2 separate regions of the Homo sapiens genome follow, and region 2 is linked to region 1. Evidence: read pairs that join two places in POLR2A ChIA-PET (ENCODE). Cell type or tissue: A673. All regions are shown on one strand. Each heading gives the region's core, and the rest is flanking DNA. Links, peaks and the distances in the headings are about the cores only.

Region 1 (9,643 bases), core at 917-8,916:
CATATATACATGAGAGAGAACTAAAGGAAAGAGTAACTCTCAAAAAGATGGCTTAGAACTTCAGCTTATATAGCATCTTCAACAAAGTACAATACAATTTCAGAGAAGTGACAAGAAAAAGGAAAAGGACTTTGAGTGTCTAGATGTGGCATATTGTGGAAAAGCAATTATATGGGAAACCAATAGTAGGTAGAACAGTTGGTAAAGTTTGCTGTATAGATTTCTCTTGTGCCATCTCCAGGCTGATAAGGGTCTAAAGTCATCTCCACTGATCAAACTTTGTCATTCCTGGTAGAGAGGTAAAGAGGTACATCTTTGTATATTTATTTCCTGATTTTAGGCAAATAGGGAGAGGGCAGACAGCTTTTCTTGTTTGTGCTTCTTCTCAATTCCCTTCAGCTCAAGATAATCCTTATGCCAAAGTCGAATTCTGGGGGTAGCATATTCTCCTGCCCTTCACCACCAAGGTTTTCACAAGGAAAATCTCTGAAAGAAACAAAATAGGCAAATTAACAAGCAAACCCTAATTTGTTCTCCTCAAGTTTTATCTTCTACTTATGACTTTCTCACATTAATTCAGATGCTTCTATCATGGCATACACTAAGTAGACATTTGTACCCCTATTTTATTTCTGTGTGTTTGTTTCTTTAAAGCTTTCTTAATTTACTGCCTTTAATAAAAAAAATTGTTAAACATTGAATAATGTATAGATCATAGCTATAAACTCAGGATAGTTCTTAAAAAGCCTAGCCAACGGATTATCAAAACCAGTTGTTATGACTTGAACAGTTGTCCCCTCCAAACCTCATGTTGAAATATAATCCCTAATGTGGCAATGTTGAGGGGTGGGGCCTTTAAGAGGTAACTGGTTCATCAGGGCTTGGTCATCATGAATAGAATAATCCATTCATGGATTAATTAACTTTATAAGAAAAAGGAGAGAGACTTGAGCTAGCATGCTTAGCCCTCTCACCATGTGATACCCTACACTGCCTCAGGAATCTTCAGAGTCCCTACCAGCAAGAAGGCCCTCACCAGATGCAGCTCCTCAACATTGTACTTCTTAGCCTCCAAAGCTGTAAATAAATTCCTTTTGTTTATAAGTTACTCATTTTCAAGTATTCTGTTATAAGCAACAGAAAATAGACTGAGACACTAGTGTTTAAATTCTACCTTGGCTACTCACATAATGTTAGGTTGCCAACTATTTACTTCATCCTGTGAAGTAAATGTGTTCAATTTGATGAGTTTGAACATATGCAAATACCTATGATGTCATCCTACAATCAAGGTGATAGACAAATCTAACACCTCTCAAAGTTTCCTTATGTCTCTTTGTTTTCATTTTTGTTGTTTTTGTTTCTGAGGTAAGAACAATTAACGTGAGATCCACCCACTTAATACATTTTGAAGTGCCCAATACCATACTGTTAACTATAGGCACCATATTATACAACAGATCTCTAGAACTTATTTTCCCACATAACTGAAACTTTATATCAATTGAACTCTCCCTTTCCCTACCCCAGCCCCTGGCATCCACTATTGTACTCTCTGCTTTGATGAATTTGACTATTATAAATACCTCATATACGTGGAATCATGTCATATCTGTCTTTCTGTGTCTGGCTTATTTCACTTAGCATGTCCTCTAGGTTCATCCATGTTGTCACAGATGGCAGGATTTCCTTCTTGTTTTAGGGCTGAATTACCCCCCACTGTATATATAGACCACATTTTCTTTATCCATTAATTTGTCTGTGAACACTTGGGTTGTTTCCATATCTTGACTGTTGTGAATAGTGCTGCAATTAATTAACATGGAGGTGCAGATATCTCTGCAAGATCCACATTTTAATTCTTTTGGACATGTACTCAGAAGTAGGATTGCTAGATCATATGCCATTTTCATTTTTAATTTTTTGAGGAATCTTTATACTGTTTTCCATAGCTGCTGTGCCATTTTACATTCCTACCAACAGCGTAGAAGTGTTGTTTTGTTTTTTGTGAGGTTTTTTTGTTTGGATAATAGTCATCCTATTATATATGAGATGACATCTTTAATATTGTTAAAATGTCCACACTACCCAAAGCATTCTACAAATTCAATGCTGTCCCCATCAAAATCCCAATTTTTTAATGAGGTAGATAAAAGCAATTCTACAATTCATATGGAATCACAAAAGATCCAGAATAGCCAACACAATCCTGAGGGAAGAAGGGCAAAGCTGGAGGCATTAAACTTCCTGATTTTAAATTGTATGACAAATATGTACAGTAGTTAAAACAGTATGGAACTGGCATAAAGACAGATATACGTACCAATAGAACAAAATAGCCCAGAGATAATCCACACTAATACAGTCAATTATCTCCCACAAGGATTCCAAGAGTATTCAGTGGGGATAGAATAGACTCTTCAACAAATGGTGTTGGGAAAATTTGATATCCACATGCAAAAGAATGAAATTGGACTCTTATCTCACACCATACACAAAAATCAACTCAAAGTGGATTAAGGACTTAAACACAGCCTGAAACTGTAAAACTACTAAAAGAAAACGTAGGGAGAAAGCTTCTTGACATTGGACTTGGCAATGATTTCTTGGAAATGACCCCAAAAGCATAGGCAACAAAAACAAAAATAGACTAGTGAGACTACATCAAACTAAACAGCTTCTCCAAAGCAAAGGACACAATCAATAGAATGAAACCAACCTATGAATGAAGGCAACCTGTGGAATGGGAGAAAATATTTACAATCCATATATCTTTTAAGGGGTTAATCTCCAAAGTATATAAGGAGTTCCTACAACTCAATAGCAAAAAAACCAAATAACCCAATTAAAAAATGAGCAAAGGGGCCAGGCACGGTGGCTCACACCTGTAATCCCAGCACTTTGGGAGGCCGAGGTGGGCAGATCACCTGAAGTCAGCCTGGCCAACATGGTGAAATCTCGTCTCTACTAAAAAAAATTAAAATAAATAGCTGGGTGTGGTGGTGCGTGCATGTAATCCCAGCTACTCGGGAGACTGAGGCAGGAGAATCGCTTGAACCCAGGAGGCAGAGGTTGCACTGAGCTGAAATAGTGCCACTGCACACCAGTCTGGGCGACAGAGTGAGACTCCGTCTCAAAAAAAAAAAAAAAAAAAATGAACAAAGGACTTTTGAACAGACATTTCTCCCAAAACACACAGATGGCCAGTGGAAATATGAAAAGATGCTCAACATCATTAATTATTAGGAAAATGTGCCTTCATCTCTTATTCTGTATAATAAGAACAAAGGAACAATAATTCCTCCGTGAGGAAATTGAATAGAAACCTCAAACCTGGCTGGTTCAGGCATCTGACATTGCCCGACTTTGGCACACTCCTGCCCCCCGGTGGCAACTTTTAGACATATGAAGGCAGTGGCAAGGACGAAAACAAAACGTGAAAACTGTAAAGCAAAAACCATGAGATGCCTTCCTTGTAATGCACACTGGCTTTTTAATTGTTCATTTTCATGCCTCCTCAGGGCATTTTTTTCACTCCTACTGTATCAATAGTCCGAAGCAAACTATACAGGAAATTTCAGGAGTCATCCAATTACCCTAGAAAAATGATAGTACATTTGTTTTCATTTTTATTTTTTCTTCTTCTCTATTTTACAAGGATTTGTGGAGAATATCTATGGTTTTGTGACATTAATGTGTCCTTTTTTCTAAGTTGTGATAAAATACACCATAACGTAGAATTTACCATCTTAACCATTTTTAAGAGCATATTTTAATGGCATTAAGTATATTCACATCATTGTGCTACTTTAAAGAAAAGATCACGTTTTTCTAATTTAAAAAATAATTATGATTATTGTAAATAGTTCAGAAGGATATTAAAAACAGAAGCAAAAAACTACTCCAAATTTTGCCACCAGAAAAAAAATTATTTTTTATTTTGTTGAACAATGTTCATGAATATCTAACCCAAACATTAGCTAAAGTCCTTGCACCTGTAAAAATCAAGTATATTTTGGCTCTGACCCTAAATGCTCTGCTTCTCCACCTCCATTCTGCGTTTCACCAGCTCTGCATAGAGACCCAGCTGGCCACTGCCCTGTCACTTCACTATGAAGAAGAGTATTTCCTAATGAATGTTGTCTGGTAGCATAAGCAGCTAATGCTTAAGACAGCAGTGTGGGCAGCAGAGAAAAGCAGTCTATGGAAAATTCCATCTTATACATCCTGTCCTTCAAAAATTTCCTAAGCCTTTTCTACTCCAAGGAAATTTTCACTGTATTATATCTTCCACTTACTCCCTGCTGCTGGGCAACCCCCTTCCAACTTCTCTGGCTGGCATCTAGTCCCAAAATTCCTTTTAGTTTCTTATGAAGAAGAATTCTATCCCTTCCCCACCCATCACAACTATGCTAAAAGGAGCCATATCTTCATAACCAAGCACACCTATCTAGCACAATCATTTCAGAGAATTCTGAGGCCATCATTTAAAGAAACAATTAGTTCTCTCACTATATATGCGTAGAATTAGTTCTCTCTCTATGTATGCATAGAATTAGTTCTTGCTTTACATATGCATAGAATTTTTTATTTAAAAAAGCATCAAACTATCAGGGCTGCCACACTGTAAAATTCTTGAAGCACTGTTCACATCCCAGTTGTCACAAATGACAGGACTTCCACTAGGATGTGAATGGGACCCACTGAGGTTATGCATCTCTGAGTCTGTATGAAGAGATCTCTAATACTACACTTGTTACTTTATAACTCCACTGTATCATGGATATTTTTCCCTGTCACTAAATATGGCTATGTATCATTTCTTTAGTAGCAGTTGTAGGAGACCAGAATATGCCATTCAAAATATGACAGTAGAAGACCAGAATGTGCCACCCCAAAATATACCTTTTTAGCATAAAGATTATTTTGAGCTGATTATTCTGAGAAATAGCAGACACACACAGGAGAAGTTCTGAAAACAGAGTAGAGGTTACCCTTTCGTAAGGGAAATTTACATTTAAAAAAGAAATCTCCATTTGTAGAGGTGTCTCCCTCTCTGTACCAGTAAAGGAAGTAAAATCACAGTAAAATCTTAAGAAGGGAGAGGGCCCTCATTTAAATCTGCATAACAAACCTTTCCTTTTTTTGAGACAGGGTCTGGCTGTCACTTAAGCTGGTCTCAAACTCCTAGGCTCAAGTGACCCTCCCACCTTGGCCTGTCAAAGTGCTAGAATTACACGTATGAGCCACCGTGGCTAACTTCTTTTTTACCATACTTTTCCTGGTCACCTCCCCATAACTGGGCCTCCTCCAGATCCTCTTGTATTTAGCTAAAGATGGTAGTTCAGCTTGCATTCTAAGTCATCTCTCTCCCTGGGTATGTCCCATGTAAACATGAGTTGCACAGGTAATACACATGAGGACATTGTTAATAAACTTCTATTTGTTTTCTCTTGTTAATCTGTCTTTTGTTACAGGACGTCCAAGCCAGGAATTTAGGACAGACAGAAAATTATGTTTTGCTCCTTCACACTGTGAAGTATTCCATACTATATAATGTCCCATTGTCTGTAACCAACATATCTAACTAACTCCTTACAATAGGTAATTAGGTTATTTCCAATTTCTCATTATTATAAGCAGTGCTATTACTAGCTCCTCAAATATATGCCTTTGTGAAGATACCAGATTATAACCTTAGAATACATTTGTAGATATAAAATAAAGGATATACACATTATACATTTTGCCACATACTCCCAACTGCTCTCTTAAGAAGTGCCAGATTTTACTACACAGAGTCCTTTTCCTGTACTCGATTTCCAACGTAGACATTATTATATTTTTCTCCTTTTTCAATAAAATGGGCAAAAAAATGACATCTTGATAAATGTGTGTTTTCTGTGGTTACAAGCAAAGTGGAACCTCTGTTTTATATATTTATTGGCCATTTGCACTTCTCCATTTGTAAATAACACCTTTATCTTTTGGTCCATTTTTCTATTGGCGGGTTTATCTTTTTCTTGTCAATTTGCAAGAGCTATTTAAAAATTAGCAACATACTTAAACAATTGTTGGTTTTTATTTTACGTTTTGGAAATTGCCTTTATCTCAAGGGCTGCCCACTGTTAAAGCTAGACCATGAGACTAAAACTTACTCTTTCAGTGAACTGGTGAATAGGAAGAAGAAACAAAAATCAAATTCCTGACTTGGAGTTCCAAAATAGGCACTTGATATTGTTACTGGTGGAAGATATCTGAATTACTAGTAGCAAATCCCTACAGGTATGCAGTAACCTCAGTTCTTACCTCCTCAGAAGAAAGGATTCAACTGAGGGACATAAGGCAGAAAAAGAGACCAAGGCAAGTTTCAGAGCAGGAGTAGAAGTTTATTTTAAAAGGCTTCAGAACAGGAAAGAAAGGAAAGTATGCTTTCAAGAGACTCCAATAGACACTGCAGACTACTGTTGGGGAGAGAGGGAGGTGGACAAGGGTTGAAAAACTACCTGTTGGGTATTATGCTCACTACCTCTGTGACAGGTTCAGTCATACCCTAAACCTCAGCATCACACAATATACCTTGGTAACAAACCTGCGCATGTACCCCCCGATTCTAAAATAAAAGTTGAAAAAGAAAATAAAAGGAGCCTAAGACACTCCCTCAAGTTTTGTATAGCTAAAGGAATAGCTGAGGCCAGGCACGGTGGTTCACGCCTGTAATCCCAGCACTTTGGGAGGCTGAGGCAGGCGGATCACGAGGTCAAGAGATCGAGACCATCCTGGCCAACATGGTGAAACCCCATCTCTACTAAAAATACAAAAATTAGCTGGGCATCGTGGCACACACCTGTAGTCCCAGCTACTTGGGAGGCTGAGGCAGGAGAATCACTGGAACCTGGGAGGCGGAGGTTGCAGTGAGCCGAGATTGCGCCGCTGCACTCCAGCCTGGTGACAGAGTGAGACTCCGTCTAAGAAAAGAAAAAGAAAAAGGAAATAGCTGAGAGAGTTTCAGCAGACGAGATGCCATATTAGGTCAGAAATGTGCCTTCACCAGATAGGATATTGATTATATAAGCCACATGTCATGGCAGAAGCAAAAATATCAGAGGCAAAAACGTGAACAGCAGCTGCAGTGAGGATAGAGGCTATAAAGCAAAGTACATATTATCAGACCCCAGCAGATGACAACTGGACCAGTTTCCTCCTTCTACCAATGCCAAGGCACCATGTTAACCACCTGGAATACAACTGCCATTTAGGGAGAGGGGGCACAAGAAGGGAGGTATATAGATTAGACAAAAAAGTTATCAGTATCAAAATGGAGTCACTGATGTGAAGCCCTAATAAAAGGGAGCTGGAGGCCATGAAAAAGGGGTCCTCATACATGCATATCTATGCTGGGAACTCTGCAAGGAATTCCTTAAAACTGCAGTATTCCATATGAGCTGCGTGCCCAAAGACACTTGCCTAACAATGTCTCTGCCAATGAGTTAATGCCAACTATTGCAACAAGCTCCAATAGTCTTGTTCCAAAACAGCTTCTGTGGACTTCACCTTTCTGTCCTTAAAAGCTTTCCCCTACCCCACCTCCCTTGGATGCACCTATGATCCATCATAGCATGCATATCCTGGATTGCAATCTCCTGCTACTCTGGAATAAACTCTTTGCTCTGGAAGATCAGTCTCTCTGTTGCTCACTTTAGGTTGACCCAGAAAACGCTGAACCCTGAGAAATCACTACATCTAACTAAGTTTACTGGGAAATGACTAGATTAAATGTTTCATTGCCAAAGAAGAAAATTAAAATTTGTGCTAATATTGAATTTTAAATAGAGAAAGTTATACTTTTAAACACTAAAGTTTCAAAAATAAAATTATTTCCTGGTCCATATTAGTATATATGTTGCCAATATTTTTACTATACTGTAATTTACCTTTTAACCTTTTGGGGGTTTTGTTGATGGTGTTTTTTGTTTGGTTGGTTTTTGCCTTACAGTGCATGTTTGACTGTATTCCTTTATGCTTTCTGGATTGGGTATGATGCTTTGAAAGGTTTCCTTTGTTCCCAAATCATAAAAATATCCAACTATATTTTCTTCACTATTCTTAAGGCTTCAATTTTTGTAAGTAACACTTTGTTCTTGCACTATTGAATATAGATGCATCAATCTATAATTTGATGCATCTAAATTCATTTAAGTACAGAGATAAAAAAAAGAAATCTGGCTTTTTTTCCAAGTGATCATCAGCTTTCCTAACATAATTCATTAGTTTTATCTTTTCCTTAGTAGAATTAATAACCTCTTCATCATAAATTATATTTCTTTATATATAAAGAATTCAGTCTTTATCTGAAACCTGCTTTATCCCATATAGCTACATATTTTAACTGTTAAAGATTCATAACATATTTTAATAAGTGATACCTTCATTAAAATTTATTTTAAGAAATTTCCTGGATATTTTCACGTATTTCTTATTTCAGATAAAATTTAGTTTTTCAAGATTCCCCAAAATATATCTCAAGCTTTGTATTCAATGAAATTATATATTATTTTTACACTATTGAGTATTTCTATTCAAAATGTTACTAATTAATGATATGGACAGGAGACAGGGAAATACTGGGTAGAAGAGGGCAGTTCCCCAGCAAAGGCCCCACCCTCAAGCCTGGAAAACCGCAGCCTTAAATGGAAACAGGCATTCCTGTTTTTGTGCCCAAATGTTGCCTTTTGGCCCATTATCCCCACCCCCCATCCTACACCCATATAAACCCCAAACCCCAGGCTCCATAAGTATATGAGCAGAAGAGCAGAGGAACAGAAGAGTGGCACCACAGAGAAGGAGAGAAGAAAAGGAGTGTCTGAATGTCAAGAAGAGTTCGGCTGGGGACGGTCAGAGAGGAGATTGGCTGTGGGACAACTGAACTCCGGGGGAAGATCATCTTCCCACTCCATCCCCTTTCCAGCTCCACATCCATACTGCTGAGGGCCACCTCCATCCAGCAATAAAATCCCCCACATTTACCATTCTTCAATTTGTCTATGTGAATTGATTCTTCCTGGACACCAGACAAGATGGCACAGAGCTGGTAACACTTAAGCCATCTGCAGACAGCAAAGCTAAAAGAACACTGTAGCATGCCTACTGGGGCTTCAAGAGCTACAGGCACATACCCCTAGACACTACCGTGGGGCTGGAGCCCAAAAACACTTGCCCCAGCTCCTGACCCTGCCTGTCTGCCTGCTCCCCATCCTGTAAGGGGTTTGAGAGCACAGAAGCTGAACGGACGAGCCACACTCCTGTCATACATCCTGCAAGGGGGATCAGGGAACTCTCCCATTTCATTACCATATGGAAATTAATAGCTTTCATATGTATAATCAGTAATCAGTTAGAGGATATAAGAATAGAGAAAAGGTGGCCAGGCACAGTGGCTCATGCCTGTAATCCCAGCACTTTGGGAGGTCGAGGTGGGTGGATCACTTGAACCCAGGATTTTGAGATCAGCCTGGCCAACATGGTGAAACCTCATCTCTACTAAAAATACAAAAATTAGCCTGGTGTGGTGGCAGACGCCTGTAATCCCAGCTACTCAGGAGGCTGAGGCAGGAGAATCACTTAAACCCATGAGGCGGAGGTT
Region 2 (9,643 bases), core at 1,118-9,117, 490 kb before region 1:
ATGGGCAAAAACTGGAAGCATTCCCCTTGAGATCTGGAACAAGACAAGGAAGCTCATTCTCAACACTCCTATTTGACATAACACTGAAAGTCCTTACCACAGCACTCAATCAAGAAAAAGAAATAAAATGTATATGAATAGGAAAAGAATTCAAAGTATCTCTCTTTACTGGTGATATGATTCTATACTTAGGAAACCCTAAAAATTCCACCAAAAGGCTCACAGAACTATTATACAACTTCAGTAAAGTTTCAGAATACAAAAACGATGTATAAAAATTAGTAGCAGTTCTATACACCAATAATGTTCAAGCTGAGAGCCGAATCAAGAACACAATCCCATTTACAATAGCCACAATAAAATTCCTAGAAAGACAGCTAACCAATGAGGTGAAAGATCTCTACAAGGAGAAATACGGAACACTGCTGAAAGAAATCATAAATGACACAAACAAGTGGAAAAATATTCCATGCTCATGGGTTGGAAAAATCATGGCCATACTGTCCAAAGCAATCTATAGATTCAACACTATTCCTATTAAGCCACTAATGCCATTTTTTTACTAGAATAAAACTATTCTAAAATTTATATGCAACCAAAAAAGAGGCTGAATGGACAAAGCAATCCTAAACAAAAACAACAAAGCCAGAAGCATCACATTATCCACCTTCAAATCATACTATAAGGCTACAGTAACCAAAACAGCATGGTACTGGTAGAGAAACAGACACATAGACCAATGGAACAGAATAGAGAACTCAGAAATAAAGCCACACACCTATGTCCATCTGATCTTTGACACAGTCAACAAAAACAAGCAATGAGGAAAGGACTCCCTATTCTAATAAACAGTGCCAAGATAGCTACCTAACTATATGTAGAAGAATGAAACTGGACCCTTATCTTTCATCATATACAAAAATTAACTCAAGATGAATTAAAGATTTAAATGTAAGACCTCAAAATATAAGACTCATTGAAGAAAACCTAGGAAACACCATCCCAGTCATTGGCTTAGGAAAAGAGTTTGTGACTAAGTCCTCAAAAGCAATTGCAACAAAAACAAAAATTGGCAAGTGGGACCTGATTAGACTAAAGAATTTTTGCACAGCAAAAGAAACTCTCAACAGAGTAAAAGACAACCTATGGAATAGGAGAAAATATTACCAAACTATGCATCTGATAAAGATCTAATATTCAGAATATATAAGGACCTTAAATAATTGAACAATAAAAAAACCCATTTAAAAAATAGACAAAAGACATGAACAAGGTCTTCTCAAAAGACCTACAAGTGGCCAAGAAACATATGAAAAAATATTCAGCATCACTAATCATCAGAGAAACATAAATCAAAACCAAAATGTGATAGTATCCCACATTAGTCAGAATGGCTATTATTGAAAAGTTAAAAAAAAAATGCTGGTGAGGATGCAGAGGAAAGGGAATGCTTACACACAGTTGGTGGGAGTGTAAATTAGTTCAATCACTGCAGAATACAGTTGGGAGATTTCTAGAAAACTTAAAACAGAACTGCCATTCAACACAGTAATCCCAGTACTATATATATATCCAAAAGAAAATAAGTTATTCTACCAAAAAGAAACATGCACTTGTATGTTCATCACAGCACTATTCATTAAAGCAAGGATATGGAATCAACCTAGGTGACCGTCAATTGTGGATTGGACTAAAAAAAAAAATGTTGTACCTATACACCATGGAATACTATGCAGCCATTAAAAAAGAATGAAATCATTCTTTGAAGCAGCATGAATTCAGCTGGAACCCATTATCCTAAGTGAATTAACACAGGAACAGAAAACCAAATACCACATGTTCTCACTTATAAGTGGAAGCAGACAATGGGTACTCATAGACATAAAGATGGCAAAAATAGACAATGGGGACTATTGGGGGAAAGAGAAGGGAGAGAGGAAAGAGTTGAAAACTATTGGGTACTATTCTCAGTATCTAGGTGATGAGATCAATCATACCCCAAACCTCAGCACTGTGCAATATACTCAGGTATATTGCACATTTCTATAATAAAATGTGAAATTACTTTAAAAAATAAATTGAGCAAGAACCAGCAACTTGGAAGGAATAAAAAAATGTCACAAGCACCACAAAGAAGCAGTCAACAAAAAAAGTGAGAGTTACCAGATTTTAGCCAATGACTGATGCTTACAATGGTAGAAAGCTGGAGTGTGTGACTCAGGAACTAGAATTCCTTTCTAGTTCCCCGACTGTCTTTCAACACAGAGAGATGGCTGAATGCTCTTGTATAAAGGCACCTAAGTCATCCCAGCAAAAGATATCCCATTGTTAGGGCAGGAATATAAATTCTAAACCCCACCAGAGACTTTGCACTGCAGAAGCCCTCTTTTTATCAACAAGATTATAAATCGCAATTGGTTGGTTAATAAAAATAAAATAAAATAAATTGGTGATCCATAAATATGAGACATGTTTTCAACATTTTATTATAACTTGCAATGTCTAAATATGCATTTCATGACCAGATCTTTGATACAGTGTCAAAGGATTTCCTCTGAGTATAAGTCACTGATTATATTCCCATATATAATAGTGAGTTCCATACAAAATTGACAAATTTCAGCCATTTATGATTTTAAAAGATGGGAATTTCATAAAGTTCATTTGGACCTACAGAACAGCAATTTTTTATACCTTGCATCTAATTTAATTTTTGACACCTTGATTTTGTAGTCTTTATACCACAATAAAGTTACTTTTCTTAAAAAAAACTGACCTTAGGTTTTCCTTTAGAGGTTACCTGGTACTTCTGTCTCACAGCTCTTAAGATTCTTTCCCTGTCTTAACTTTGGATAACCTGATGACAATGTGCCCATGCAAAGATGTTTTTGCGGTGAATTTCCCAGGTGTTCTTGGTGCTTCTTGTATTTGGATGAAGAATACAAATAGACAATCTAAGGTCACACCTCAAGGAACTGGAGAAACAAGAACAAACCAAACCCAAATCAAGCAGAAGAAAGGAAATAACCAAGATCAGAAACAAACAAACAAACAAACAAAATACGAACGATAAATGAATCTGCTCCCCAAGGACTTTAACTGTGAATAAAACAACTGATTTTTTAAAAATAAGTACATAACATAAAAATTTACAGGAGAAAAGGTGCACAAGTGTATCAAAGAGGAGTCGGCTTGCAGGAAGCTTGCATGTTCTCTGGGCCATCAACAATATGTTTTACAGACAACACTGATTAATTGACAGTTCAGTTAGGAGATCAGTGAAGAGATCTCTTGCCAGACTTGGTCAATATTATCTCCAGCACTGAAGGAAATTGAGCCTGGGTGGCAAAGGTTTCCGTTTACAATTTATTTGGAGTAGGGAAGCTAAGGATTGGCAGTTTCACATGAATACAAAGGCCAAACAATGGAATCAATTAATTTGAATCTCTCATTCAATGAGTAACATCATCCACATGGTAATCTAGTTCACCAGTGAGGCATGTCCACAGTGTGAGAGGCAAACTCCTAAGTAGCCCGAGGATAGCCTATCTTGTGATGACATGAATCTCACCATAAACTGTGTGAGCAAAGAGTGTTTCCAATTTACTATATCTTTTACCTTTTTATTTTCCTTAGTTTTTCTTCTTATAAGTTAATTGAAAAGTATAAAGCATATATTAAGGTAGAAAACCATTATGATTCAAAAAAGTGAGAAACTTCAGGACACTTAGACATATATATTGTATTCACAAAGAAATGTACATAATTTTCATGATCGATCCAATTAGTTATGTGTGTACTAAGTTTTCTTAGTAAGAAGAAACCTGAGTTACGGCTGAGTTTTGCTATTTCCACAGAGTTCTAGGCCTAGCCCCATCTCCATGCTGTTTGAATAGATGGCACAACCCCAACAGAATATCTTGGCTGTCTATCTGAGAGGGCGAGGGGAATCTTAAGGCTGAAACCTCATCTCATGACAGACACTGTGCAATGAACAAATCAGTTCAATATATATTTTGCTGTAGGATCAAAGTTGGAAGTCACTGACTTCAAAATCCTCATATCAGTCCTTTCTGCTTTTGCCAGCAAGCAAATATATCCCTGGAGTCCAGCCCCTCAGGTGTGAGCACATTATAATATAAAAATCTGTCAAAATCTCTAGTTTTCTATATGAAAAAATAAACCCCAGAAGCCAAATAAATATCCCTATAGTGTTACATCATAACTTTGACTTTGGTACAGACTGTAGGCATTACCAGCAGTCTCTATTCCTACCAAATTAAAGTAGGAATCCTAAAGAAACCAGTTCACTTCCATGTATCTTTATTTAGTTGAACAAGACAGCCTACCTAAGCAAAATAATGAGACACATAAGAACTAGCATGTATTTTGAAAAGAAATTCCCCCAGGGTTCAGCTAATTACTATCTTAAAACAACTGCCTATATTCAGATGCCAATCGAAAGATTAAATCAGTGGCTATGACCATATTATTTGCCTCTTAACACTACAGACAATGTGTCTGCGGTTACTGTACTAACAGCAGGGTACCAAGCATCCTGTGGAGCATTCTGTACAGGATGATGCTTTGAGGGAACACAGCTGCTTTCAGGGGGAGAAAAACTGCAGATTTAAATTTCAGAATGTTTTCCTTTGGGTCATTTTGTACTTGTGAGCAGAAAGTTCACTCTCTTATGCTCTCCTTCAACACACACACACACACACACACACACACACACACACACTTCATACTGATGCAATCATTACCAACCATGATGAGTGTGGTTTCTGCAAGTCAGATGTTGTCTTGACTCATGACTAATTTAAATAACTGAAATAAATCCAGACAACCACTTTACACTATAAAGGGGAAAAAGAAAAAGCTTGTATATGTGTTTCTCCAGCATGCACAAGCAAAGTGTATGTATGGACTATGCACGGACCAGGTGAGAAACTTTTCTACATAGTAATCTTTAATGTTTATTTTACATCAAAATAAGAATAAGACTTTCTCATGTAGATAAAGGGAAGAAGGCATATGAACTGAGTGCATAGAAAGGCAAAAGAGCAATAAACAACTGGGGAACAGCACATCAGCTCCTCCAAAAGGCTATGGCTGTTGGAGCAGCCACATGCATTCTCATTCATCCTATATAATCCACAACATAGACAAGCAGCCCACAGGCACACCTGCACTTGGCATGGATCCTGGAAATGCCCACACCTACCTTTCACCAAAGCCAACCTGTCAGCCACAGCAGTTGAGAACACATTCTCAGAGGGAAGTTTTAAGGATTAAGTAATCTAAAGCACCAAACATTCTAAATATAGGCCATAACAAAATGGGACAGCTTTACCACATTCTGTGTATCCCCATTTGCAGTTCCCCAACAAAACCCTGCTCTGTCGTACCGTGATGCCTTTCTGCATCCCATTCCCACTGGGGGAGTGTTCCTCTTCATGCTTCTACCCAGACAGGTCCTGTCTTCCTTGTGTTACCTGCTGTGGTAAAACCATTCTTCGCTACTGCTCTTTAATCCTTGGGCAACCTAGACATACCATTTTTTATATTGCATTGTAATTTCTAATACTAATTTTTAATTTTTCTCTAGTCCTGCCCCCTCCACCCCCCAGATTATGAGGTGTTGAAGGACAGTGATATTTATTCTTTTTCTATCCCTGGTGATTAGTACAGTACCTGGCAGACAACAGATTCCCAGTAGATGTGTGACAGATGAATAATCTCTAGGCTTGTGTTGGTTGTTCTTTGTTTCTTTTTCTCTTATTGTGATTTCGGTAAACAAGTTTCTTACTTTATGAGGATGATATTTATTGATATATAAAACTTCATCTCCTTCTATTTCTGCTCCAACAAGGGTTGATTTGTGAGTGACCAGGTTCACTTCTCTGATGCACAGCTGGCAGAAACCTCTGAAATTCACCCCCCATCCCCCAACAAGGAGTGCCCTTGGAATCACTTTTTTGTACAGAATCAAATTTTGCTCTCACTTCTAATTCTTACCATCCATCTTGATGATGGGAGGGATTTGTAACCTTAATTTCACCATATATTACTTCAGAAAATACATCTCTTGTCTCAATGGTCCTAATATCCTTCCCAAAGAAGCATGAACACACACAAACACACACATACACACACACACACACACACACTCACACACACACACACACACACTCTTGCCCTTTGAGTTATTTAAAGAGTAACCAATATCAATAGCAATTCAGTCCCAGAACACAAGTTTGGCTTCATAAATTAGTCTCATAGTGACAAGGAGTCTTTTCCCTCTCAGGTGAGAAACCTGTTCCTTATAGCAAGAAAAGAAGTCCAGGGATTGTTTTCTTTATATTATATATTTTCCTGGCAGTTTTAAATATATTCCTTCTTTTAACTTTATAACACGTGCATTATTTTATCTTCATTCATCCACTTCACAATTTAATTTTAACAAATAACTAATAGAAAGAAACCGTGATTAAAAGGAATTCTAAACCAACTACCTGACCTACTGGCCTTCATTCATGTTTTCACAAGCACCACATTTACACTTGTTTTAAAATGTTCCAGCAATCTTAGTTCTAACTTTGACTATAATATATTACTATACTCACTTAGAGTGAACCTCCCTATCCAAATTAAATCTTCTTCTGAGTTTTGCAAAATCAGTAGTAAGATCTCACATAAAAGGCTTGCCAGAAAAATTCTCAGAATGTCTGGTGCTGAAGTTTGGAAACTGAAGAACACTGTACCCAACAAAAGGTAGGAAGGCAGAGCGAGAACCCAATGGCAGTGTAACAGGCAGAATAGAATCATGGTTCAGAGCACAGATCCCTAGAGCCAGACTGCCGAGATCCAAATTCTACAACTGCAGGCAAGTTACTTAACACTCAGGTTCCTTATCTATAAAATGGTCATAACAATATTACGTACTTCATATGGTTGTTTGTGAGGATTAAATGAGAGTACACATGCTTAAAATGTTTGGACTGGTAACAAGGTAAGCACTAAGTATTTACTATTAAAAATATTATTATTATCAATAATATTCTCACCAAATGTATCAAGCCTCTGAGTTAAAAATCATTTTAACTGAAATGCATTAGTTTACATTTCTGTGGTTGATGGCATCCCTGAAGAGTCAATTAATCAAAAGCAGGACATGTAGCTTGCTTTATCTTTAAGGCAAGCTGCCACGGGTTTTAAATTTAAAGGAAAAACAATCATGGATAGATGCATATCTAAAATAAACTTATCCTTCTTAGTTTCATAATTCTTAAATTACAGCTAGTCTATCTAACAAATACATATTATATGTCTGCTATTATATTAAGAGGTGTAGATAAAAAGAAATGCAGTATAATACATGATTACTTTTCTCAAAAAATTTTGGAGAAAACAGCTTATAGGCAAGAACTGGTACAATGCAAATTCTGAAGAAAGATCTGGAGGGAAAGACTCTAAGGATAATAGAATGGGCCTGAATTCATCTTTGAAAGGTAGAGAAAGTTTAAGTCAGAAAAGAAAAGGAGGAGGCCTCCCAGGCAGAGTGGATAGTTTAGGCAATAAGTAAGCATGCTGGGAGACATTCTCATTGGTTAGGAATGAGCGACCCAGTTAAATGAGACATTGAAGGGACTGGCGGTGTGAGTGCACACCCAGGCCCTGGGACTGAGGTTAGATTTTATGTGCCTCCATGTTTCTCTTCAAATTGGAAATGTGTTTTCACTGTATATGAAAGGGAAGGAGATGCTTTGATAGATGGCACTCTTAAAGAGATGTCAAGGCTTCATGGATCAACCTCAAATACCATCCAGTTCTCTTGATACCTTGTGCCCTGGTTTCTTTTCTTCCTTGATGTTAAATCACTATGGAAATTTGCATGAGAAGGGGATCTTTGTTTCTCAGAGTTCATCTGCTCCAGTAGCCATTTACTCCTCACTTCATTGTCACTCATCTCCTCAGCAAAGAGAGGGTGAGGACTCCAAGGAGAGAATAGCGGCAGGAGCAGACAAGCTCCTGAGGACCAGAGACTTTGTTGTCATGTAAATCAGCACAGAAATAAAAGGGAAGAGATGTACAGAGAATAGGCTTTAGAAGCAAATAAATAAAATGATTTCCATGGGGGCAACAGTAGCTCTTTAATATTTATCAGTGCCACTGAGTTCTTTTTGCAACAGTAATTCATCATCATAAAGCCCATTTCCACATAGCTTGTTGGGTATTGCAATCACAGTGAGGGTACTCCCGTAAGAAAACATTACTAATGGCTATCTTGGTTTCAAAATGCTAGACTCATGCTAATGGAGAAGATGACCAAAACAAAAGAGAATAGATGCAAACAGAAACATCACATTTTCACCAGGGAAACTTAAGTTGAGCTGTGGATCATAGGACTTTGAATCTTTAAAATGGAAACTTACTATCACACTAACCCTATACGTCATTGACTTATGGGAGTCCAAACACATATGGACAAAATGGTAAAGAATGAAATCTGATCCATTTTACCGGAATTCTTTTTGTAAAACATGAATTTCATTATATTGAAATGGGCAGCAAGGAAAAATACGTAACAGACTGTGAGAAAACGTTTGCTTATCTGTTTTCAAAGTGTTTAATGTGTTATGGTTGAGAAAAAAGAGTCTTAAAAAGTTGTTGTCAGCAGCAACTCATTTGACTGACAGATTCCTTAGCAAAAGCTAAAGGAGTGAGTAACCCTGGAAGCAATTCATGCATGCATGCAGCATCAGTTTTAAGGGAGCCCTGGGTAAATTTCACCCGATGAACTTCTTCTAGTGGTAAACAACTTCACCATTGTATAGTAAAAGAAACACTAAGGGAACCTTGAAACTACTGAGGCATCAAAGGAAGCTGAGCGGACAAGAGTGGAAGCTTGAAATTTATCCTGTGTAAGCCACCCTTTGCTTCAGAATCCAGCTCAACTTCCCCTGAGATAGACTCTAGACAATATGTAAAACAAAGGCCATTCTTACCTTTAGAGGCAGTGAAAAAGCAACGAGAGGAAATAAAAAACAAAGAGAGGTTTTTGTATTCTGTTATTTTGATTTGGGAGCTCCCTTACCCCCAGCCCCCAACCATTGTCCATCCTTGCACAGTGCCTGATGGCGTTCATTAGGGAGATATAGCTTAAAATGGGTGTGCCCTAACCAGTTGTCTCCCAGGGTAACCTTGAAGGCAAAGAACATAACTTAAGGAGGCATCTGTCAAGGAATTCTCAGCTACTGTAAATTTAAGCTGTGAGAGCCCAACAATTAGAGAATTGTAATTAAGAAAAAGTAGAGCAATGTCAGATTCATAAAGAACCTAGAATAATTTCTATATTACCTTGCTTTATACAGTTTCTTCCATTATTAGTTTAGACCTCATAATAAAAACGCAGTCACACATCTTTGTGCCACAATTCCAAAGGAACTATCTTCAAATTTGTTTCTTTCCCATGTTCTCTCGCTCAAGAATTGTTACCTTCATCAGCCCCTTCACCCACGCCAGAAACCCTGGGAATCATCCCTGAGTCTTTCCTCACACCCAATCAGTTGCCAAATCTTGCTCATCCTACTGCCTTACAATCTCTTTTATAATTTCCACACACACACGGCTTCTACCC

The links. ChIA-PET counts read pairs that join two places held together with the same protein. Peaks named below come from ENCODE experiments on the same cell type or tissue, not always from the same donor. Only the 100,000 strongest peaks of a DNase experiment are listed, where the experiment ranks them.
Region 2: POLR2A ChIA-PET joins it to region 1 with 7 read pairs; 1 of 35 experiments calls an interaction of 5 or more read pairs at or near these places.

Annotation. Positions count from the first base shown.
Region 1 is chr4:127,535,609-127,545,251 of GRCh38, forward strand. No RefSeq gene overlaps it. Among named protein-coding and RNA genes, the nearest start is that of INTU, 93 kb to the right of the region's middle. In A673, for the core only: a CTCF peak has its summit at 3,375 (motif pointing left); a DNase peak (open chromatin) is centred at 3,383.
Region 2 is chr4:127,040,960-127,050,602 of GRCh38, forward strand. No RefSeq gene overlaps it. Among named protein-coding and RNA genes, the nearest start is that of INTU, 590 kb to the right of the region's middle. In A673, for the core only: no CTCF peak of the experiment used is centred there; a DNase peak (open chromatin) is centred at 4,522; H3K27ac peaks cover 771 bases.